6 separate regions of the Homo sapiens genome follow, and regions 2, 3, 4, 5 and 6 are each linked to region 1. A link is an interaction called in ENCODE POLR2A ChIA-PET data of the cell type or tissue named here. Cell type or tissue: MCF 10A. All regions are shown on one strand.

Region 1 (4,000 bases):
AATGGAAGGGAAGGGAGAAGGATGGAAGGAGGCAGGGAGGGAGGGAAGGAGAGAGGAAGGGAGAAGTTCGAACTGCCTTCCCTCCATGGTAGAAGTGAATATACTCATTCATTGCCCTGGCTGCATGGGATAAAGTGGACAGGAGAACTTCTAGGGGCATTACCTAGCCAGGGCCACTATGTGTGATAGTAAAACAGACCAAAACAGACAGTGATCTCACAGTTTTGATGGTTACATGGAAAAATACACACGTTTACTGACTCATAACAAATAATTACTGAGTACCCATTATATGTCAGACTGAACTAGGCAATAAGGACCAAAAGACAAATCAGGCAAGTCTGGTCCCTGCTTCATGGAATCTGCAATCAAACTCACCAAACTCAGAAAAAAAATATATATATATATATATATTCATATTTATATTATATATTACAGTAATACGTATAATTCATCCAGTGCTTACTATGTGCCAGGCAAAAGTGTTTTATGTTATTATCCTCATAATCAAAATAATAGCTACTACTAAGAGCTAGGAACAGTCATTGTGTTAAATATTGCAACTCTATAATGAGAGTGTTTTCTTCTTTATGCTTTATCAGCACTTTGTGATGGGAAGAGTTGCTTAGAGAGGTAGAGGGAATTGTTCAAAGGTCACAGATAATAATGGCAGAATGCAGATTTGAATACAGATATACCTAATTCTAGAACCCATGCTCTTAGCTACCAAGCCCACTATACCCCACAATGCACCATTATGGTCTTCCACACTAGGCCTTGTCGAAGTCATCGGCAGTGAAGAATGAGATGTTAAAATCAGATGTGATATGCATGGGGACAGGAGCCATTCAAAGGCCGGTTTCATCACTGAACAGCTAGACCTCCGTTCTGGTTGGCCAACCTCAGGAGCTGATGGATACAGGTTGGAACCAAGCCCAGGGGTCCTCCGGAAGAATCTAAAACAGGCAAAATAAAATGTCTTCCAAACAGGTGCTGCCTGATGACTTCTTCTTTGGGCATCAGCAAGGAGGAGGAGAACATTCCTACTGATTACCCTAAAGCAGTTGCTCCCAACACAGGGAAATTTTTCTCCCTGTTCCTCAGCAGAGGACATTTGGCAATATGTGGAGACATTTTCAGTTGCCACAGCTGTGCATAGGCTGCTACTGACATTTAGTAGGTTGAGGTCAGAGATCCCACTAAACATCCTACAGGGCACAGCACAGCCCCTCATAATAAAGAATTATCTGGTCCAAAATGTGAATAGTGCTACTGCTGAGAAGTCCTGCCCTAAAGTATCCTGTGCTAGCTAGTAGATTTTTCTATGAGCTGTAGGCATGAACCTGTGCCCCTAACTTGCCAAGAAAGGAGCATTGCCTAGATTGTAGTCTACAAAATGGGGTACAGAAAGAAAACAGTGTGTCTTCCATTCATATCTCTGCATCTTAATGTTCTTATTTCATGTGTATGCTTTATTATGCTCATAAAGTAATAGTACAATAGTACATGCATACAATTTGTATATAAACAAATACACATTTATTGGAGGTATATGCTCAGAAAAGTTTACTGATAGGAGCACATAATCAGAGAATGCTGGAAATCATTAGACTAGAGAAAGGACTATTGATTTAAACTCAAGGAGATCTAAGATCAAATCCCCAACTTAGCTTCTAATTAACCTTGGTTTAACCATCTGTAAAACGGGAAGAAGAACAGTCATCTCTCAAGATTGTATGACAAATCAAATTCAATTATGTACTAAACACCTAGCACATAGTAATTGCTCAATAAATGCTCACCTCCTTCACCCTCTCCTCCCCTCCTTGTCCTAGGTTTGAGGACTCTGAACAAGGTCAAAAATTCTCTGTCCTGAGTGTCATCATCTGCAATCTAATTATGAATGTTCCACCTACTTTACAAAGTTGGCATGAAGGATTAAATAAGATCACTGGTATTAAAGTGCTACCAAAAATACAAAGGATTTATAAATATAAAGTTGTTTTCTTAAATAGAGATCATACCACCTTTTATTAAGGTATTCCTGATAATCACTTCTTTGCCCAATTTGGAAACTCAAAGGCTAACATTCTAAAAGGAAGGAGCTTGAGTAAAATAAACGCATGTGGCTTTTATTTTCTGCTTACCCTATTTCACCATCTTAGCTGAGAAAGTACTTAAATATTGCAAAATCAGGAATTTCAACAGTGATCTATCCAATTAATCAGCATAGTGTTTTGTTATTTTTTTCCCTGGAGGGAATTGATTCACAGTCTGTGAAAACACATTGCATCACACACTGACCACGCAGAGGGGCACAGACGCTGGGCACCTCCTGGACTGTGCTGACGTCAAATTGCAAGGGCATGTGGCCCCGTGCACTCCCAGATCAGCACAATTCTCCCACCCACTTATGGTCTGGGATTCATGCTTGATCATCTACAATTCCAAGTGCGTATTTTTAAACTTTTGAAAATGAAGTGTGTTCATGCAAGCACTCTCCAGAAAGGTCAAAAGCAGGCGGGAGCTGCGGCGCCTTCAACGGAGGGCACTGTACTCCTGGAACCTCTCCCAGTGGGAGCCTAGGAGATGCAGGGAGCTCAACCCCAACCTAGATTTCTCTGGCATTTTCTGACTCTCTCTCCTCACTCTCCCTAATAGAGTTAATAACAATAATAGCTCACCATTTTAAAGCACTTCAGATTTTTTAAAACTGTAATGAATATTATCTCCTTGATTCTTTGAATTGCAGTTGCTTACTTACTTACTTGTATCAACCACTCTAGACGCTGAACTTCTTAAGGGCACAGGCAAGAACTTTTTCATGTCTTGTTATTCCCAGAGCCTGCCTAGCACGTGCATGGCTCATAGTAGGTGCTTAATATTCATTCCTTAAACTCGTGACTAGATGAAAAAATATTATCATCCTCTTCTAAACAATGAGAAACCTGAAATTCAAAGATATTAAGCCGTGTGCCCAAAATATGCATTTATAAGTTACAAAGACAGTTCTGAACTCGTTTTCCGATCTCAATTTCACCAGAGACTTCAATATAGAAGGTAATTCTTACCTAAGTGAGGTAACTAGAAAGGAAGCTGAATGTCACTCCCCTGAGTGCAGCAATGAAGGAGCTGCCAGGATACAGAAGGGGACACCAACAGAACCAGCAAATTTACTAAGGCCAATTCCCTTTTCTTGTGTCCCCAGCTTCGTCCTACATAGACAGGTGTATCTGCCCTATGTGCGTGCATGGCTAGTATATCTAAGAAAAGGTAAGTTGGACCCTGAACTTCACCTTGATTCAGAATCTGATACCATATTGGCCAGATCTCGAGATCTGGAGTGAGATGGACTGGGATGGAATCCAAGCTCAGCCACTTATAAACGTAGGTCCCTTGGGCAAGTTGCTTAACCATTTTGTCCCTCCATCTCATCTGTAAAATAGGGAAATTAACACAGCTTACTTCATAGAGATGTTGTAACAATTAAATGAGTCCATACATTTTTAAATGAGCAAAACAATAATAAGTATATGGCTGTAGTGTACTAACAAATATTAGCTATAATTTTTCTTGCACAGGTATATTCTACCTCCACGATGCTATTTCCTACTGTTTCATCGCCTAAGCCAGCCAATGTCTTATCATCACTCTCTGGGTTATTCCAAAGGCTTCCTAACTAGATTCCTCGTCTATTGGCTCACCGTTCCCCAACACGTCTTTCTACGCCCTTTCTACAACTTCATCTGATCATGTGACTCACTTGCCTGCATACTCATGGCTTCCCCACATCCTGGAGGATGCCGTCCAAACTCTTTCATATAATCTTCAAGACGTTTCTTGATGTAAGTCCAACTTCTCACTCAAACCACATCTCTCATGTCTTTCCTAGGCTCTACTTTGATCTTCGAGCACAATCCATATAAAATCAAAGCAGCATTGTTTACCGATCATGCAGCTTTGATATCTGCACATCCTATAAAAACATTCTAGGTGCTGA
Region 2 (4,000 bases), 210 kb after region 1:
GTTCTGCCTAGCAAGTAAATTTCACAACCTCTCTGGGTGTATGTAAATTCCCCTATAAAACAATGGGTCAAGATTAATTGCACAAAGATACACATTGAAGGATGCTTGTTGTAATATTGCTTTATTATAGCAAAAGTCTGGAAACAACCCAAATGTCCAGCAACAAGGTATTGGTTACATAAATTGATATGTTCATCTAGCAGGTCACTTTGCAGCCATTAAAGGTTACAATGTAGAAATAATTTGTCGACACATAAAGATGTATACATTATATTGAGTTCAGAAGCAAATTATAAAACATGATCTTTTTATAACATATATGTATAGAAAAAATTTATAGATGATATAAATTTCTAAAAGGAAAGATGAGTGGTTGCATATTTCATTTTGCTCATCTGTACCTTCTAATTTTTCTCAAATAAAAACTGCAGGTAAAAGTTCAAAAACATACTTTTTAAAGTGAAATGACTTCTATATGGCTATAAGACTAACCCTCCACCATCAGACTATTTATTTTGTTTTTTCTGTAAGAATATTTATTATATATACATAAAAATAATAAGAATATTATTCATTATATGTCATTTTAATTAATAAAAAATTGTGTGGGCTTTTGTGAACTTGGAGCTGCCTTAAAAACCCTTAAATCTAAAGTGAGAAAACCTGAACTCAACAAGTGCAGCCACCATGGGAAGCTTCCTTAACTCCAGAGTTCCAGCTTCTTTGTTTCGTAAAATTCAATGATATTCCCCACCCCATAGAACTTGGCGTCTGAGGTTGAGTGAGCTGAAATAAAGTGTATTCCAGTTCTTCTAAGCAACAGAGGGCCATCCACATCTAAAGCTGTTATTACATTCGCTACATCAAGCGTTAACTAGTGTTCTAATTAAACACCATGGAATCTTCCAGCTCTCTGGCATTTATCTATGGGTAGAACAAATGTATACTGAAGTCCTACATGAGCCAGCCAAGCACTATGGCAGGTCCTGGAGATGCAATGAGAAGCAACACAGACATTCTCTTTGCCTTTATGTTCCATTATCAAGTCATTTTCTAAACACCGAGACACAAGTGTTAGACTCTAACAGACCTAATTCTAATTAGAGCTTTTAAAGGTGTTAGAACCCAGGCCAGGTATGAACCTAGCTACACTATCATTTACTTATGTGCCAAAGAGTTTGATCATACCCATTTCAAAGATCTATTCTAAAGATTAAGTAATTATACAAAAATGCCTGGAACATAGCAGGACCTCTATAAACATAGCTATTACCATTTTCATTATGAATCCCATTGTTTGCTGATTTAATTACCAACATACCCTCCACACATTTCTTTTCAAGTCACTTAACAGCAAATTTAATTTCACCAGACACACCTCAATGTCAGTCAATTCCTCATCTTTCACTATTTAGGAAATATTTTTGCTAATCATCTGCCAGAATTCTTGTTATTTTCAGAGTAACTTGTGTAGCTGTTATTCAGTTTTCACTCTTTGACACTCTTAGTAGATTCTTTGTTGGTTTCTTTTCTTCTCTGGGACAATAGTAAGGTGTCTAGGTTTCAAATACTTAGCTTCTATTCAAAAAGGAAAAAAAATACTTTTGGATAATGATTGTTTCCTTAGTGGTTAAAAACAGAGGGAAAAGAAGCAGGAGAGGGGGCTGGCACAAAGAGAGATGCTATGACACTTAGCATCTTCCAGAATTTTGGTCGTCTCTACTGAGAACATTTCCAGCAGATGAACACCAAAGAAAAAGGCACACAGGTCAGGACGCCATCTGTTGCTCAGTTGGAACAGACCATTCTGCTCAGAAACCACGGAAGTGTGATATTGCCCTTCACTTCCCACTCCCTGACCAACACAATTCCTAACAAATCTTCAAGTGTGTGTGTGTGTGTGTGTGTGTGTGTGTCTTATGCAACAACACAAACCCAGGAAACATCACACCCTAAACAAATAATCCCCTTCCCCTTAGCAGCATCCTAGATACACAAAGTATGCAATAGAATCCAAAGAACCCTACAATCCCGAAAAACACAGAGATGAAAAGGCTGCCCTCTCCCAATTTCAGCCTTGGAGAACTTCCTTAATGCCACAGCCGAACTATGTAATTGTGACCACACTTCCTTATGGCTGCAGTGCCACCTAGCGGCCAGGTGAGCTAGGGGCGCACTCATTCTCAGTCTGAAAAAGCAACTTTTATCTGCTGACTCTTCAATTCTTTCCAGAGAGGAACAGAAGTGGCTGGTGCACATGACGGCCAGAATTAGGAATCATCAGGGTTCTATCACATTCAAACTATTTCCTGATTATAATCACATCCAAATCACCCAGAAGAGACAAAAGAGGATAGAAAAATTCCTGCCAACTTTAGGTTTTCATGTCCAAATGCATCCTCATACAAACTCACAAACTAGCACAAATATTGAGTCTAAATCCAGGCAACCTTGTGTATTTTAAAGTCTTCAAGGCATGCAATTATATACATTAAATTATTTTCAAACAAAAAGAAAAGTGAAAAATAGGCTCTAAAGAACCAGTAATGAGATTCTTCTTTTCTCTTTTCCATAAACAGTTCTGTCAGTTGCTGACATTTCTGATGCCATCAGACACTTATAACTGGACTGCAACTTTATCTGCATAGAATAACCAAAAGCGTATGCACCTTTTACAGATGACAGCTTAAATAATGTAATTTGTTTGAGACTTAACGTGGGGATACACAACCTAATTCAGTTCATTTTAAACCCAAATTATTCTGGTTAATAGCCTGGTAAATCTCAGAACAGAAAGTGTGCACCGCTGCTAAGTATTCCATATTAAAAATAGTTTGTGATGGGATGTGCTTTTTTTAATTTAAAGTTTAATGTACATTAACATTTTTAGATGAAAAACTGACAATCTGAGAACAGTTCTAAATTCTCCTTTGATTATTTTTCCGGCGCGTTGAAGGCATGATATAGCTACATAAATAGGCTAACACTCTGGTTCTTTGGAAGATTAGTGTCTGTCCGATCGTATGCCCGTTTTTATAACTCTCTAGTGGGTTTTTAATGCAGAATGGATCATGTCCACACTCCCGGCTGGGATTCCAAGTCACAAAAGTCTTTCTTAATTTCTGATCCATACCTCCTGGTTGACTTACTCACTGTCCCCTGCTGAGATCCACCCTAGACTAAATTTTAAGCAGGCCAAGTTGATTCTTTCCTGCCCACACTTTCCACACAAGCCAGCAGCCCTCCCCTACCACTTGGCACATTCTCCAACCGATTCTTGCTGTTGAACCGGGGTAGCGTTCCCAGATGTCTTGGTCTGCTTGGGTTGCTATCACAGAAAACCTTAGACTGGGTAATTCATAAACAACAGAAATTTACTGCTCACAATTCTGGAGCCTGGGAAGTCCATGATCAAAGCACCAGCAGATATGGTGTCTGGTGAGGGCCTGCTCCTCATAGATGGTGCCTTCTACATGTCCTCATATGGCAGAAAATGTTAAAAGCATTCCCTCAAGCCTCTTTCATAAGGTCACTAATTCCATTCTTGAGGGCAGAGCCCTCATGATCTAATCACCTCCCAATGACCCCATCCTCTCACACTATTGCATTGGGGATTTAGGTTTCAACATATACATTTTGGAGCGACATGCACACTCAGATCATAACACTAGATTTAGAAAAAACAACAAACAAACAAAAAATCAAGATGAGACATCCAGTTGTATTTGAATTTCAGATAAACAGAAAATTTTTTAGCAGGAGTATGTCCCAAATATTGTATGGGATATACTTAAATCAAAACATTATTTATTGTTTATCTAGAATTCAAGTTTAATGAACAGTTCACTTTTTTTTTTTTTTTTTAATGGAGTCTCGCTCTGTCGCCCAGGCTGGAGTGCAGTGGCGCGATTTCAGCTCACTGCAAGCTCCGCCTCCCGGGTTCACGCCCTTCTCCTGCCTCAGCCTCCCGAGTAGCTGGGACTACAGGCGCCCGCCATCA
Region 3 (4,000 bases), 110 kb before region 1:
GCATGGAAAAGTAGAATTAAGTTCCAAAACTTTTCATGGCTTTGAAAGGGGGAAGCCTTGGCCGAGTGGGTAGTTCCAGAGCCCTCTCCATTAGCCACACTCTCAACTGCCTTCCCTTCTCAATCAGCTCCTCAACAAAAGACTCAAGGTGGTATCCGCACCTGGCACCAGATTAAAGACTCACTTCAGGGACTTCTGCAACCCATATCCCAGATGCTGATAATATAGAGATCCACCCAAAACGAATGGAAATGTGGAGCCTGAAGGTGTGTAGGATACAGAAAAGCACGAAAGAGCACCCAGGACAGAGAGCAGAGCCCTCCAACACAGAGCCCTCGGGCTCACAGCTGCTGCAAGAAGCACTAGTCTCTCCTTCTGGTCCAATGAGTACTCACAAAGTTGTTTTGCTTTTAAGATGCGCTTAATGCCTTCTTCCAAAAAAAAAAAAAAAAGCCTCGTCAGTATAAAATGAACCGGAATTATAGCTGCCGCTTTGATGCTGTGTGTTATTTTTGGCTGAGTGTCCTGCTCTTCTGGAGGCTGTTGGTAGGGTGCTGAAGCCTACTCTAGTAACACAGGCTGACTGCTGTCCCCAAAGGACCCCGAGGAAAACAAGAGGAACTATCTCGCAGTCTTCAGCAGACAGGGGAGGTTTAACATAAATAAACTCCCACTTAACGTTTTCTCCAAAAAGCATCCATTCATTATCTTTATTTCCAACACAGTATTTATGAATTTCCTTTCAGCCGGGCCCGTCAGGCCAAACGTCACCACTCCGTGGTGAAACATCGTGTGCATTTTCTTTTCCTCCTAGGAAGATTAAGGCCGATGAATAAAAGAAAGGGGGATGTGGCCCCTATATTTAGCTCTCCTCACAACATCATGTCTCACAGGTATTAAAAATAGACTCAAATCACTTGAAGACATTCTGAAAAATCAAAGACAGAATAGCTTTCCAAGAGGAAGTTTTACATGTTTTCTGCTTTCTTCCTAGTTGAGTTCCGCTAGTGAGATGTTTAAGCAGCAAAAGCTCCTTAACAGTAGAGTGGGCGCCCTCTTCGTGGAGGCCAGGCCCGGGTGGCTATAGGGGTTTATCACATACTTTATCTCCTACTCATCCTTCTTGCAGCTTCAGTGCTTTGTGGACTGTATTTTAAGAGAGATCTGTGCAGGTCCTTGGTAAAAAGTGTGAAATAGGCTGTGTGGAAAATTCTCCTCTGTCAACAACCTTTCCCCCACTTGGGCTCTGACACTCCCAAGGTCCCTGTCAGAGAGAAATCAGCTCAGATTCAATTCACTGAACAAATACGTGTTATTTGTGATCTGCCAGGCACAGTGCCAGGCAAAGCAAAGGGAGAAGAGGGAAGCAAAGGATGGACCGTCCTTGTTAGAGTGGTAATTCCACAAGGAAGTAGAGCTTCCAGAGGACTGTGGGCAACACAATTCAGAGAGAGAGCTGACATCTCATTGGAAGCAATCAGAAGGAACATCAAACTGGAGGAAGCATGTGAATCAGACAATAAAGACAAAAGCAGGAATGGGGCTGTTTGTATACCTGTGACGAGATGTGGAAGAAGGTCAACAATTAGCTTGGTGCAACGCCTCTCCCCAAAAATATATGCCCAGTAAACCCTGAGGAAAAAGCCTTTTACAGCTAAAGAAAGGAATCTGCAGATGGAGAAATCACACGGTACTTAAAAATGTAGCCTCTTTCAAATACTGCAGTTCACCAGCTGTGTAACTTTGGGCAATTTACTTCCCTTCCCTGAGCCTCAATTTCATCATCTGGAAAATGGGGATCATACTTCACTGGGCTGATGTGCATATTAAATCACAGTGTGAACATGCAACGCCCATGTATGGCACGTGGTTCAAGGTGAGCACTCAATGAATGGGTGTAACTCACTCATGTGGGAGCTATTTACATTGGAACATGTTTCTAATATGCCTCGAGTCACACACAACACCCATTCTTCTGGCAGAAAGGCTTGATTAACACTAGAGCACAGTGAAGGTAAGATAGTGTGGACTTTGCTTATAGAATTGTGTAATTTTCAGACTTCTTCATGGTTTATCCCACGTTACAGAGGAAGAAAACAGCCACCACCAGTTTCCAATGACCCAAGCAAATACACAACCTTGAAAAAGCAAACCTTCTAATGGGACTTTATTTCAATCCTTGACTTGGCAGCTCATCACACTTTAGGATCACTGGTGAAAAGCTAGGGGGAGGTATTTTCCAACCTAAGGTAAGAGATAAAAGGGCCTGAGGACGTTAAAAGTGAGGGAATGGAAATAGCAGGGGCGAAAATCAATGTTTATGAAATAGTCCAGTGTTTCTCAAATCTTCCTGTTCACACAGATCTTCTGGGTATCTTGTTTCAATGCAGACTCTGATTCAGTATGTCTGGAGTCGTGCCCAGAACTCTGCATTCTCATAAGCTCCTCCATGATGCCTATGTTACTCGTCCATGGACCACCCTTATATAATAAGCGAATGGTGTTTGTGTAGAGCCTAAGAAAGGGTTGAGTGGTGGAACCAGGAAATCCCCAAATAAAGGAAGAGAGGCTTGAAAGAAGAGTGATATCCAAACAAGATGGCAAGAAGACTAGATGATTTGAGGAGCAGCCAAGCCGGAGATGTAAATACAGAGACATGGTGTCCAAGGGGAAGGTTTTCGGAGAAGAGGCCCCAGCTCACGAAGTTCCAGTGCATTACTCACTTTGGCTGTGAGTCACTCACAGCCTTTTAGAATTGTTGACGGCAAACATTTTGGAGAGTGCTGCAATAAAGGAATGTGCTCACAGCCATTAACTATGAAGCACTAACTCATTTCAGCAGCCTGACACAAATTATGCTACGCAGTTGAAAAATAGCTATTGATCAGTCCCTTCTTTCTGGTGCCTTCCAATATCCCAGATCAGCACTTCCATTCGTTTCCCCGCCCCCGGATGCCCTCACACACCTAGTTAGATCCTGCCCAAGCCAAAAAAAGATGCCCGCAGACTTTATTTTCTTCCAGATTTTGCCTTTAATAAAGCAAGCCCAGAAAGAGGCAAACCGAAAGATGCCTCCTTTAAGTTTCTCCATGTATCTGTTTCTTATGAATTTCCCAGTCTTTTTTTCTTCTATACTCATTATAGACACAAAGGCAACAATCAACTGATCTATCATTTCCTGGGCTAGAAGATAAGAAATGAAGAGGGCATGAAAAGGACAGAATATGAAATTAGGTTTTAAAGAATTGAACCTGATTCAGGGGCAGGTCGAATGGCAACACTTTGAGCACCTTCAAGTAGCAACTTGAGCCTCAACAGAAAAAGGAAGCCCAGGGTCTTTCAAGAATCGTCCCTAGTTTCCTTCTTAATCTCAAGAGAAACTAAAGAGGCATGTAGATCTTCTATGGCAGACTGATTACAAAGAAGTCCCCGATTCTCTGTCCCTCCCTGTATCTATTTCCTTTGCCATGTGACTCTGCAATGACTCCCACCATATGAGGTAGTTTAGTTGGTTTCCCCACCCTTTGAATCTCAGCTGCCTTGTCCCTTGCTTTAGCCAATAGACTGTGGCAAAAGTGCCTTGTCCCTTGCTTCGGTCAATAGTCTTAAAGCAAAGCCAAGGGCATCCTTGCTCACATGACCTGCCAGCCCCCAGCTGACCCACCAGCTGGCTCAGATGCAAGAGTGAGCCCAGCTGAGATCAGCAGAGCCTGGCCTAGCAGCAGAACTGCACAGAAAACCCTTAGATCATGAGCAATAATAAATGGTGGTTGCTTCAAGCCATTAAGTTTTAGAGTGCTTTGTGATATAGCATTATTTGGCAAAAAATAACTGATATAGCTTCCTCTGGAAAAGCCATGATAAAAAGGCCAGGTATACAAATACTTCCAACAGGGCATTGGTTTTCCTCTGTTCAAAATTATTAATGAACACAAATACATTGTAATAGCATAATTGCATCATTTATAAACACAAAAACACATTAGGAAATTGGATAATA
Region 4 (4,000 bases), 270 kb before region 1:
CTCTTCCCCACCACACAAATAGTTGATTTGTTGGACCAACTCTCAACCTCACCTCATACCAGTAGGAGGATTGTGAGCCTGAAGCAAGAGAAACTCATGTGGAAATGGGTGACAGAGGAACTGGAGAATGGAAAGAAGAAAGGAAACATGATTTAATATTAAGGAAAATAGCCTACTGGCCCAGCAAACTCTGAGAGGCTAGAAAGCATTTTATTTTAGACAGCTTTCTGGCTATCACCTGAAGTTTATGAGAGCTAGCCTTGCCTGTGCCATGTGTATAAATCATCCCTGCCCACTTATTAATAATCATAATGCCTTCTTTTATATAGAGTTCTTTGGAAGGCACTTTCACATACATCACCTAATCATTCATATGCCACAGGGTATCAGCAGCTGCCAGCCACTCATCCGCCCAAGTGGGCAAAGCAACTCGGTCTTTGGTTATGTAAATATGAGGCCCACAGGCACCATGACTTCAGGAAAAGGTGTAATGTGTCCTGTGTGTCTCCCAATATCCTTTGCTAGGCCGAACTGTCCACTGGGGAAAGGTGAATACACTGGCATAGGGGCTAAGGAGATCCCTGGAAAGAAAAATGGAAAGGTCTCACTTGATGCCCAAAGTTATTAGAATCCCTCTGTTAGAATGGGGCAGTCTCAAAGTTTTAAAGGAGCACCCACAAGAAAGGTGGGAAGGTTAAGTGGGTGGTGACATGGGGAAGGGTGAATCTGGCTGAGACTGCAAACTGCCTAGGACCTGCTGCCCTGTCTTGGTGTAATGCTATGAGGAGCACTAACCTAGCATGTGAGTGTGATGAAAGAAAAGTGGCAACTTAAAGTCAAAACAAGGGGACGTCACTGGATCCATGTAGAGAGCTGTGGTAACAACAGCCCCTACAGAGCAGAGGCCCAGCCTCCACTGTGCTATGCAGGATCAATGTTCAGCAGCGACACTGTGTGGCAGCAACTGAAGTAGCCGTGCTAGTAGACAGCATGGCATCCAACCTTTTCCCGCAACCACCCCCTGCAGACTGGTGGGGTTTTTGTTTTGTTTTCAAGGCTGAGCTAACTAGCCTAAGTCAACCCCTAGTTACTTGGAACAATTGGGATTGTAATCTGTGGAATGATGGAGAGACTTCATGAAGGAGATTTTGATCTCCTGCTGATAATGGTGTCTGAGACTCTCTATTGACTAATCAGAATAACAAGAGACATAACTACATGTGTGTGGCCCATGCTGGTGAAGCTAATCATATTGGTTACATTTGCAAAAAACCCAGCAAAACCTCTGAGTTAGGCACTATGATATAGGCAGAGAAGTTACTATTAGTCTCAATTTATTGATAAGGAAACTGAGGCTCATCTAGGTTTTAAGTGGCTTGCCCAAGACCCCGGATCCAGGAAGTGAATAAGCAGGTTCCCTTTCCAATGGAGAGGATTTTAGTTAAACAAAAAACAATTGCCACTGCCTTTCTCTCCTTTGGAACCAAGGTGGAATATCCCACCAGATCTTGTGGAATTGTCTCTGCATGTGAGCTGCACCCTTTCACAAAGCTTCCCTGTCTTTTCCACTCCCCTACATGTACTTGGGCAGAAACCAAGCTCGAGGTTCTGCTCACATGCTTGTGGTTTGGCTCCCAGCTGGGGATCACATTCTCTGCTCCACAGGCAAAGCCAAGGATCCTTCTTGCAAAATACTACTGGTGTCCTGGTGCCACCTCCCGAAAGAGCTGCCCACAATGCTCGCATGCCTGGGAGGTAGGGTGAGCAGGATCAAGCACTGGCAAGCAGGACATCCAGCAAGAAAAGATTATGCCTGCTCTTTCTCCCAGTAAGTTTCCTAAGAGCCATAGACTTGGTCATTAATAAATCCACACAATTTCAGGAAACCTCTCAGATACAAATTGGTGAAATTAAAGTGAGACAACATCTGGAAGTAAATTATATACTAATTTTGGCTATTTTCTTGCTGCTTACACACTTAGCAGAGAAAGAGCAAATGTCCACGGATTTCTGGTTCACAGGTACTTTTTTTCCTAGCTGTATCATCATAATGATAATGTTAGTAGATATCAATTTTTGTATCAGGCCCCCTACTGTGCAACTCCAAGGGATACTACTTACATAGAATACCATGTAAATAGTGCTCCCCAGAGGTATGCAATATGGCTTTTTCCATAGAATTATTTCCTTAATCCAGGCATAAAAATTATTTACCAGTATCTTATTTTATTACAAATAACAAACCACGTGGTAGACATTTGTATCTCTGTTTTACATGTGAGAAAAACAACAGGCATTGAAAGTTTAAGTGATTTGCCTATGGTCATATAAGTAGTAAGTTGCAAAATCAGGAAGTCAGGATTCAAACTCAGTGCTATCTGAATCCAAACCTCATGTTCTTAACTGTTTCATTATCCTAACTGAAGCCCTTGTATAACAGTAAGACATGAACCTTAAAAAAAAAAATTGCTAAGTTGGTTAACATCTAAATGTTGAGCCTATATATAAACAGCCTATACATGTATTTTTTTCAAGAAGAAAATAGTTTATGTGTTCTGTCTTCTTAGCATGTAAGACTTTTCAGCACGTTTAATTTAGTGAATATTAAGTATTGATATTACTGCATATGAATTCCTATGTACATCGAGGAAAAAAGTTTAATCAATTTTATTTCATTTTAAATAAGCTAATATTACCACAAAGCTTTCAGATACAACTGATTCACCAAAATGATTGGCGAATCAATACAATAAGTAAGATGTATTGAATGCCTACTATGTACTATTCTAAGTCATTTTCATATATTAGCATGTCTAATACCCCGAAAATGCATATAACATAGGCACTGTTTTCAGCTCTACTTTGCACAGATGGATTGAGAAACTTGCCCAAGATCACATAGCTACTAAGTGAAAGACCCAGAATATGAACCAGGCAATCTGGTTTTAGGTTCTACTCTATAGCCTCCAAGATCTGAAGTATGGCAATCCACAGGACATGAAAAGCAGCAGAGGGAGTCAAGAAGCCTAATCAGAACAAGCGCAGTGGCTCACGCATGTAATCCCAGAACTTTGGGATGCCAAGGTGGGCAGATCACCTGAGGTCTGGAGTTTGAGACCAGCCTGGGGAACATGGACAAACCCCATCTCTACTAAAAATATAAAATTCAGCCAGGCATGGTGGCAGGCGCCTGTAATCCCAACACTTTGGTAGGCCGAGGCGGGTGGATCACTTGAGGTCAGGAGTTCAAGACCAGCTTGGGCGACATGGGAAAACCCGTCTCTACTACAAATACAAAAATTAACTAGGCGTCTTGGTGCGTGCCTGTAATCCCAGCTACTCGGGAGGCTGAGGCAGGAGAATCGCTTGAACTGGGAGATGGAGGTTGCAGTGAGTCGAGATCGCACGACTGCACTCCAGCCTTGGTGACAGAGTGACTCCATCTCAAAAACAAAACAAAAGCCTAATCATGTGAAAACAAGTAAATAAACTAAACACAGACTCCCAGAATGGAGCAAAGCACCAGCTCCTGCATGTACTGAACATGACAGGCATAGGCTTCTAGAAAATGCTCAGAAATAAGAAGGCACTTCTGTGCGAAGTCACGAAGAAGACCAGAGACCAGGAGGGGTGCCATGAAGGTCAATTGCTAAGGCAACAAACCACTAATTTCATGGTCCACAGAATGATACACCTCTTTTACCAGAACAGAGAGGGAGAAAGGATACGAGATACTATATGATTATAATATTTCCAAAGTCCCTAGGTAGCTTCTCCTGATTTGTCTTACTTCTACTGCTTTCATGGTAGTTTTACAAGTGAAATCTGCCTTTCGTTTATTTATTGGCTTTCTCCCACCAACATAGGGAGCTGATTAATCTTCAAAATATCCCCATGCAATGTGCAGATGCATTCCAAAATGCTGCTGATCCCGTCTGTACCAGGAAATTGGGGCAGAAAGTTCTGCCACTTCTGCCCAAAGTAAAACTTGGCACTAAGC
Region 5 (4,000 bases), 82 kb before region 1:
GAGTAAAGTGACTTGCCCAGGGTAGTGACTGTCCATTGTAAGTAGCAGAATCAGATTCAGATCCAGATCTTGCTGGGTCTACAATCCCATGTAGATGCCAAACGCGCATTATTTCACAATAACTAATTTCTCCCCACCTTGGTGAGTGCTGAAATCGTAATTTAAATCACTGACTGGCCCTGGCTTCTCACCACACACACACACACACACACACACACACACACACAGTCATTTTTTACATGGGTAAATGGACTCAAAATGTCTTCTAAGTTAACTAATCAGTAATGCCCTTTGCAGTCTAAAGTTACACAAGGGGACAAAATCATTTCTCTAGATCCTTGGCTTTGAATGAGCTATGTGACACTGAGTAGTTTATTTGGGATGTGTGACCCCAGGAGGACTGAGTAGAAGCCCGTAGCAGGATGAGATAGGTGCTTTTCTTAGTCCCTCTAGGATATATGAGTCTCAGAGAGAGGGAGGCAGGAACTAGGTGAGTTTTCCTGACCTTTTCCCCCTGCCTAAAGATGATGTCCCAGAGGCTGTGCAGACATAATGGCAGGATGCCCCAAAGGTTACCCCATGTGTATTAAATGGTCAGCAAGTGTGGAAAAAGGTGGGGTGCACCCAGGGGTCTGACACCATCACTGATGTTAATTATGAGTTCCCAAGGGCGGCATGCTAGTAGCCATTACCTGTAACTTTCAGTTGCAGAGCCTCAGCTCTCTCTGTTCCAGTGAATGAGCCATCAGAGAAGCTGGCTAGCTGGCCAATTTCTCAGATACAATTACTTTTTTATGATGAGGTTCAAGGAAGCTCAGGGCATCACGAGGACTTCCCAGACCCACACATCACACTCAGCCCTTTTATCCAGCTTCCATTTGTAAAAGGACACGTTGGCCTGGGTGGCCATTTCCTATCCCCGAGCCAAGCCGTGGGTCAGCAGCCACTATGCCTTCCTTTCATACTGCAGGTGACCTCCCAAAGTCCTGGGTCACAGCTGACTAAATGAACTGGATAATTAAAAGAGGGGATGAGCCATGCCGTGAGGTTTTGTCTGCCTCATCAAGAACACCATGCCCTTTTTATCAACCTACTTGGTTTTTTGTTTTTATTTTTCCCCCTTTGAAAAATGATTAGCCTTGAGAAACTTCTTAACCATGGCACCATCCACCATTAGCTGCCAAGGCCAGAGTATTTAAAAAGTTTCCAACTGCCCGCACTTAGAAAGTTGAACTAATAAAAACTGGTATGGCGGGGGTGGGGGAACCATAGCCTTTTCACGCCATAAGCCATAGTATCAAGTTTTCTTCCAAATCTGAAGATTTTTTTATCACTTCGAAGTATTGTTTAGAAATATGTTTATCTGGTGGGGGTGAGGATGAGATGAGGGTGGATCATTTTTTGTTATTAGAATTTCAGTACAATTACCAAGAATCATATGATTAACTTTATATATATATATACACACACACACGTGCGCGCGTGTGGATATATATATAGACACTGTATTATATATAGAGATAGAGATAGAACTTCATAAAAATTTAACCCCCTAAGTTCCATCACAGCTTTCCCTTTCTCCCAAGAGTAAATTTCCACAATCAAGGATACTAACTTGGGCCCGGAGGACAGTTACCTCCTTCTTCATCATATCGTGTTTCATAAGCATCAATAAATAGGAGCTCACAGATATGTGTGGAAGAGTTACATAAACACGGCTAGTACATTAGTACATCAGCAGTTCAATAAAGGTACCATTATAGAAAAAAAATAGTAAGGAAAATGCATCAAAATCCAGCCTTAAAGGACCAATAAGAAGCTCAAAGCCTGAGTCCCAGAGAATAGAATCAGACAAAGACTAGTTTCCATTTTTTCTATGCCTGTAATAGCTAGTGTTTATGCCAAATACAAATCCCAAATACTTCTGTCGAACTCCCTCTCACCCAAGTCAATGCATCTGCACACCATATGGGAATGACCTCCCATTCCCCTTAGCATCCTCCATATATATCTGCGGAAAGGAGGGACAGAGGACGAAGGTCCAGGGCTGCTGCTTCTGTGGAGCATGCTTTGATCAGCATCCCCCACTTTGTAGCGTGGTACCAAAGAGCTTGTGCATTATACACTCGTCCTGGTTTACCACTCACCAGCTCTGGGCCAATTACTTAGCTTCCCTGTGACTCAGTTTTTCCTTCTTTAAAATGGAGACATTAATACTAGCATATATCTTATACGGAGTGTTGTGTAAAATCAAATGAATTGATGTATATCTATAAAACCCTTGGAACAGTGCCTCATAAATTCTAAGTACTAAATACGTGACATTTTAGATTATTATGATTTGGTTGAAAGAGTGACTCATGCTTCCAATCCTGAGAAGTTGCATGTCAGTAACAGAAAGAACTAAAGCTGATGTCAGCTCCCAGGGCTGAAATCAACATTCCAGCCTGTCACAGTGTGTGTGTGTGTGTGTGTGTGTGTGTGTGTGTGTGTGTGTGTGTGTGCACGCGCATCTGTGTACAATGGTATGGACGCATATTAAGCCAAATTCAGTATATGTGTGGGTGTGGCATTATGGGTGATTTCTACCTTTATTTCTTAAAATTTTCCATGGTATTATCAGATTAGATTCATAACAATTAGAAATACAAAATCAATTCTCTCCCCATCTTCTCTTAAAAGCAGCTTCAGTCTGGTGAGGTGAGAGCCTTGATAACTTCCCTAATCCCCTAAATAGGATTCGACTTCTCATCCATAATTGGAGGAAAGGATCTGAAGTTTGGGGTAAAATGAAGTAGGACCCCCTCTAACAATCAACGAAGCCTCACCAAAAGAATGACATAGAAAGTAACAAAACACCCTTCACTCTCTGAGTAGGTGGGGAACCCACAAACTTCACCGGGAAGAGCAGAATACTTCAACGAGGAGTCATAGCACATCAAATGGCAGAAATGTATCATGTAAGCAGAGCAAAAAATTAAAGATGACTCCATATTTTAAGGAATCGTATTTGTACTAAGATTAAAATGAACTTTCTGGGTGTTCTTGTCATCTGAAGCATGCATATAAATGACAAGACTGCACATAATAAACAGTAATGGTAATGGGGGGAAAGAGTGCTGGGAGCCGGAATATTTCATCTTTCGGATTTCAATTCTTCATCCATCCACTGAGACCAAAGAACACATAGGTTATGAGACTTGCCTTAGCTATCCCTACAGTTAGAGCCAAAGACCTCCATGAAGTACTTGGTAGAGATCTACAGATGGTACCAAATGTTCCATAGGGCTAGGATTAAATGCCAAAGTCTACATGTTGTCACCTAGCAAATGGCTCATTATTCTAATGTCTAGAAAGTACATCTGGTCAATTATAAGCTTTGATGGCTTTACAGCTGTTTTGGAGAGGGTCAAAGAAAAGCAACATAGTACATTGGAAAGAATACTAGTTTAATAACAATAAAAATAATAATGGTGTAATCTAGTTCAACCATTGTGGAAGTCAGTGTGGCAATTCCTCAGGGATCTAGAACTAGAAATACCATTTGACCCAGCAATCTCATTACTGGGTATATACCCAAAGGATTATAAATCATGCTGCTATAAAGACACATGCACACATAATGTTTATTGTGGCACTATTCACAATAGCAAAGACTTGCAACCAACCCAAATGTCCATCAATGACAGACTGGATTAAGAAAATGTGGCACATATACACCATGGAATACTATGCAGCCATAAAAAATGATGAGTTCATGTCCTTTGTGGGGACATGGATGAAGCTGGAAACCATCATTCTCAGCAAACTATCGCCAAGGACAAAAAAACCAAACACCTCATGTTCTCACTCATAGGTGGGAATTGAACAATGAGAACACATGGACACAAGAAGGGGAACATCACACACCGGGGCCTGTTGAGGGGTGGGGGGACCGGGGAGGGACAGCATTTGGAGATATACCTAATGTTAAATGAGGAGTTACTGGGTGTAACACACC
Region 6 (4,000 bases), 110 kb after region 1:
GAGGCAGGAGGATCACTTGAGGCCAGGAGTTCCAGACAAGCCTGGGCACCATAGCAAGACCTTGTCTCTACAAACAGTTAAAAAATTAGCTGTGTGTGGTGCATGCCTGTCGTCCCAGCTACTCAGAGCCTGAGGTGGGGGGATCCCTTGAGCCAAGGTGTTCGAGGCTACAATGAGCCATGGTTATACAATTCAACTGTACTCCAGCCTGGGTGACAGAGTGAGACCCTACCTCAAAAAATAAAAATAAAGAAACTCATTCATTTGAGAAAAGACCAACTTTGTCCTGAGATGAGAGTTGCTTCATTATGAAAACAGAGAAGTGTCAAGAAAGATAGACTATGAACAAAGTATGAATAAATGAGGGTTCATGAAATGCCACGTGGATCTCCTTAGTTAGCTTGGGCCATAAGGCAAGACCCAGGAAACACTCCATGAAATTAAAAAGGAAAAAAACAATAAATGGGTTGAACACGGGCTTTTAACATAACACAGTGAGTTTTGGTGACTCATTACTGTAGACACTGTTTTCCCCAAGTAGCTTAGTGAGCTTTACTTTTTGATAGAATTATATGTTCATACAACTAACGGTTCTCTCTGCAGTTACGGCTAATGTTATTGATACTCATAACTCAAGGCAAACATGCGGGGTCTCCAAGAAATTTTTTCCTCCTATTACGCTGTTGCAGAATGAGTTGAATTCACTATAAGAGGGATATGTTACCTTTCTCTAAAGTACCTCTTTCTGTCCACAGGAATGTTTCTGATTTCATAGTCATTTTTTTCCTTCTTCTTCATATTTGTTGCTCAAAAAGCTGGCTCATTAAAAAGAAAGACAATTGCCTTCTAAGAGTCATACTAGACACAGGTGTGCCTCACATTATAGAAGACAAGGACTGCAGAAAATACCGACATCAGACAACCAGAATAGCTAACACTGAATTGAATGGTGCAAGAGGAGAAGGGACCATTTAAAAGAATACTAGAGAGATTTCTTCATTTATTTTGTAAACTTAAATTTCTAACTAGTAGATTTCCTTTGAAAATCTGTACTTGCTGTGAATCACTGCCACAATGCTCTTAAACCTTCCTGAGACATTTTGTTTCCTGGAGGTTTAAGCAATGTTTTCTAAAATTACCATCTATCTTCTGTTTCACATCACAAGAAGGAAGAAAAGTTTGTATCTCCTTTTTTATTCTAGAATAAATGATATAGTTTCTTCACAGGAAATAAACACCACACCATTAATTATATGCCTCATGGATTCTATTCTACCAGATTTACATTTACTTGGCCAAGTCCAAAGGAAAGTAAACAACCTTAGCATTCAATATTAATCATGATACACACACTCCTTCTCTTACTCCCCCTTTTCTCCGTAAAGCAATGCATTTAAAATGAAGACTTGGTTTTTGCTCTTTTTGACATTTCCTAAATATGTTTAAGCATCAGGAACTTGAAAATACAGTATTTTAACGGGTAACGAATGTCCTTTGAAAACAAAGACCATCCTTATATAAAAACAGAGAAATGAATTTTGATGCCGAAGCCAGTAAACAGGTGTCTCTCTTGCAAAAAGTTCAGTGAAGCTCTTCTTGGGTGTGTGTGCAAAAGCTTTACATAAAAACACCACTCCTAGGAGACCCTCTTACAGATTCGATTCACGAGAAACATATACAGAACACCATAGGAAGCCGGGTAATAAACTTCTGAATACCTTTTTATTATTTTGAAAATAATCGAAATTGTGCAAACAAGGTCAACAGCTGGAAAATGGCTCCCAGAAAGCCTGCCCTTACGGTCCTCTGAAATGACTAAACTATTTTGGCAGTTTCCAAAAATTAGCCTTACAAGTCCAAGAAGATATCCAGGTCCCCGTTTTCTCTCACCGAGTCCCAGCTGCACTAATGAAGAGTTGCAAGTGTAGGGCCTGACTCCTCTTCGTGCAAGCCTGAATTATCTAAGCAGCGCCTAAGAAGAGGAAATTTCTCTGCTAAGTCATCCTGTAAAGCTTCCAAAATAGAGGTGCCCTTCAAATTAAATTTGCCGGTGTCGATTCCCTCATCCTCAATGATACCGTGTAAGAAGGATCAAGTGATTAAAATGAAGCAAAAAGAAACAAAGGTCACCCAACACCTGGCTTTTAAAAACTAGGTAGATTCCAAGCCTCAGGATGCTTGGAAAAATAAAATGCGTATGACGCAACTAACACACCCAAAGGCCTGCGAACTTGTGTCCTATTAAAATGCATAATCCTATAATGATGAAGCTGGCAGTCTCTCAATAGTTTGACTCATTTCCCTGCTAAATATAACTGAAGACAGGTTTTCCACTAGGAGCTACTGTATTATTGTCTCCCAACTGGGAATCAGAAACTAATTTTGATATGTAAAGAAATCAAAGCAAAAAAGGATGATACAAGTATTTGTCTGACTTTAATTTCTTCGCAGCGCTACCCTGCCGGAACTACTTTTCCAGAACCCAGAGAGGCACCAATAGAGATGTTTACGGATGGATAAGGCAATATTTGTCAGAAGCTGCAGAATGTGAAAATCACCATCTATCTGCTACATGCAACTTGACTGAAATGATTTAGTCATAATGTGTGATGATGGACGTTGGTTGCTATTCTTTAGCTCTGCAAAGGGCACTGCCAGAGACCAGTATTTCAGCTGACTGCTATTTCTTTCCAATTCAAATGAAAAGAGACTTAAGAACAGACAACAACTCAGCAGGATGCCTATTAGAATTCTTTGTAAGGACTTCACTTGCAAGGAGCAACTCTGGACTTGTTCGTAAAAAAGAAATAATCGGCCTCTGACCGAAGTGCTCAAATCAAAAATCTCACGGGCTACATGGGATTGTTTTTTCTTCTAAAATAGATCATGGATTAATGGAGAACACTGACCTAATAGAAGCATCAACCATTTTTAGAACATAGCTTCCCCAAGAAGGCTTGCAAGGAATTATTCCAGCTATAATGCTGTAGAATTCGTTACCCACCGAGTTAAAATCGCCTCAAATCCATTTGCTCTTATGCAGAATTTCCTGATTATAGCCTCCGCTTATTTTGCCCACATACCAAATCTGAAAATGGTTTTTTAAATTAGTGACTTTTGAGCTAGCTTCACTGGTGGCTGGGGTACAAAATTATTTTCCCCCGAGTTGAAGAGTATTTTTTAAAAAGAAAAGAAAAGCACTGGGTGAGAAATGCATTTTGAAAACGAAGCTTGAGTTGTAGCTTCGCTACAATGGAGAAGCAGAAAATGGTCAAACTGCAGCTTTTCTCTTGACAACCCTGATGGTTCATCTGGTAACACCTCAGACACTTTATTCCTAGCTGAGTTGTTTCTATATGTCATTTATAACTTCACATTTTTCAGAGAGAGAAAAGTACCTCTTGGATGTATCTGTGTATCCATGTGTATGTGAGTGTGTGTGTGCAGGGATGATGTTAAGCTGGTATGTTCCTGCTACAGACAGTGTTGTGCTGGAACAGGCTTACATAGGCTTTGCAAGAGCTGATTGTTAAATTTGCAGAAAATATGCAAGCCAACTGATATCACATTGGTGGCTTGAAGCTGGCAGTGGTGGGAGTGTTTCTACCTCAGAAATCAGCATGCACTATGACTCAGGGCTTCATGATTTTTGGGAGAGTCAGGTTTTTAGCACATACTAGCCCACGACTGCTTACTGGGACACCAGCTGTTTGCACAGCCATCCACAATGATTGGCTGCACTCTCCACTTTGGTCATGCTCATGTTGTAAGCACTGTACAATATTTTGAATAGCAACTTCATCACGTGTAGTCAAATTATATCATTGTATTATCTACATTGTCTTCGGTATAATAACGGAAAAGCAGCATATACTATCACATCATCCATCATCAAAAAACAATTTTTTTGAGCATGGGTTTGGACCTCAGGTACTCTGCTGAATAAATTCTGGGTGGCTCAACTGCTGGTGGATCCCAAATAGATCATTTGGGAAGGAAG

What was found. ChIA-PET counts read pairs that join two places held together with the same protein. Peaks named below come from ENCODE experiments on the same cell type or tissue, not always from the same donor. Only the 100,000 strongest peaks of a DNase experiment are listed, where the experiment ranks them.
Region 2: POLR2A ChIA-PET joins it to region 1 with 15 read pairs; 2 of 35 experiments call an interaction of 5 or more read pairs at or near these places.
Region 3: POLR2A ChIA-PET joins it to region 1 with 24 read pairs; 4 of 35 experiments call an interaction of 5 or more read pairs at or near these places.
Region 4: POLR2A ChIA-PET joins it to region 1 with 13 read pairs; 3 of 35 experiments call an interaction of 5 or more read pairs at or near these places.
Region 5: POLR2A ChIA-PET joins it to region 1 with 11 read pairs; 3 of 35 experiments call an interaction of 5 or more read pairs at or near these places.
Region 6: POLR2A ChIA-PET joins it to region 1 with 18 read pairs; 2 of 35 experiments call an interaction of 5 or more read pairs at or near these places.

The regions. Positions count from the first base shown.
Region 1 is chr4:24,208,289-24,212,288 of GRCh38, forward strand. It overlaps LOC124900679 (a long non-coding RNA gene), which reads left to right. Exons shown (of 2, transcript XR_007058075.1): 2 at 775-989. It also overlaps a transcript of PPARGC1A not described here. Among named protein-coding and RNA genes, the nearest start is that of MIR573, 310 kb to the right of the region's middle. In MCF 10A, no CTCF peak of the experiment used is centred here; DNase peaks (open chromatin) are centred at 1,843 and 2,343.
Region 2 is chr4:24,417,467-24,421,466 of GRCh38, forward strand. It overlaps a transcript of PPARGC1A not described here. Among named protein-coding and RNA genes, the nearest start is that of MIR573, 100 kb to the right of the region's middle. In MCF 10A, a CTCF peak has its summit at 2,151 (motif pointing left); a DNase peak (open chromatin) is centred at 2,145.
Region 3 is chr4:24,103,160-24,107,159 of GRCh38, forward strand. It overlaps a transcript of PPARGC1A not described here. Among named protein-coding and RNA genes, the nearest start is that of PPARGC1A, 220 kb to the left of the region's middle. In MCF 10A, no CTCF peak of the experiment used is centred here; DNase peaks (open chromatin) are centred at 2,382 and 2,722.
Region 4 is chr4:23,933,422-23,937,421 of GRCh38, forward strand. It overlaps a transcript of PPARGC1A not described here. Among named protein-coding and RNA genes, the nearest start is that of PPARGC1A, 45 kb to the left of the region's middle. In MCF 10A, no CTCF peak of the experiment used is centred here; a DNase peak (open chromatin) is centred at 1,660.
Region 5 is chr4:24,126,077-24,130,076 of GRCh38, forward strand. It overlaps a transcript of PPARGC1A not described here. Among named protein-coding and RNA genes, the nearest start is that of PPARGC1A, 240 kb to the left of the region's middle. In MCF 10A, no CTCF peak of the experiment used is centred here; a DNase peak (open chromatin) is centred at 2,415.
Region 6 is chr4:24,319,112-24,323,111 of GRCh38, forward strand. It overlaps a transcript of PPARGC1A not described here. Among named protein-coding and RNA genes, the nearest start is that of MIR573, 200 kb to the right of the region's middle. RefSeq lists an enhancer at 2,362-3,161. In MCF 10A, no CTCF peak of the experiment used is centred here; a DNase peak (open chromatin) is centred at 2,250.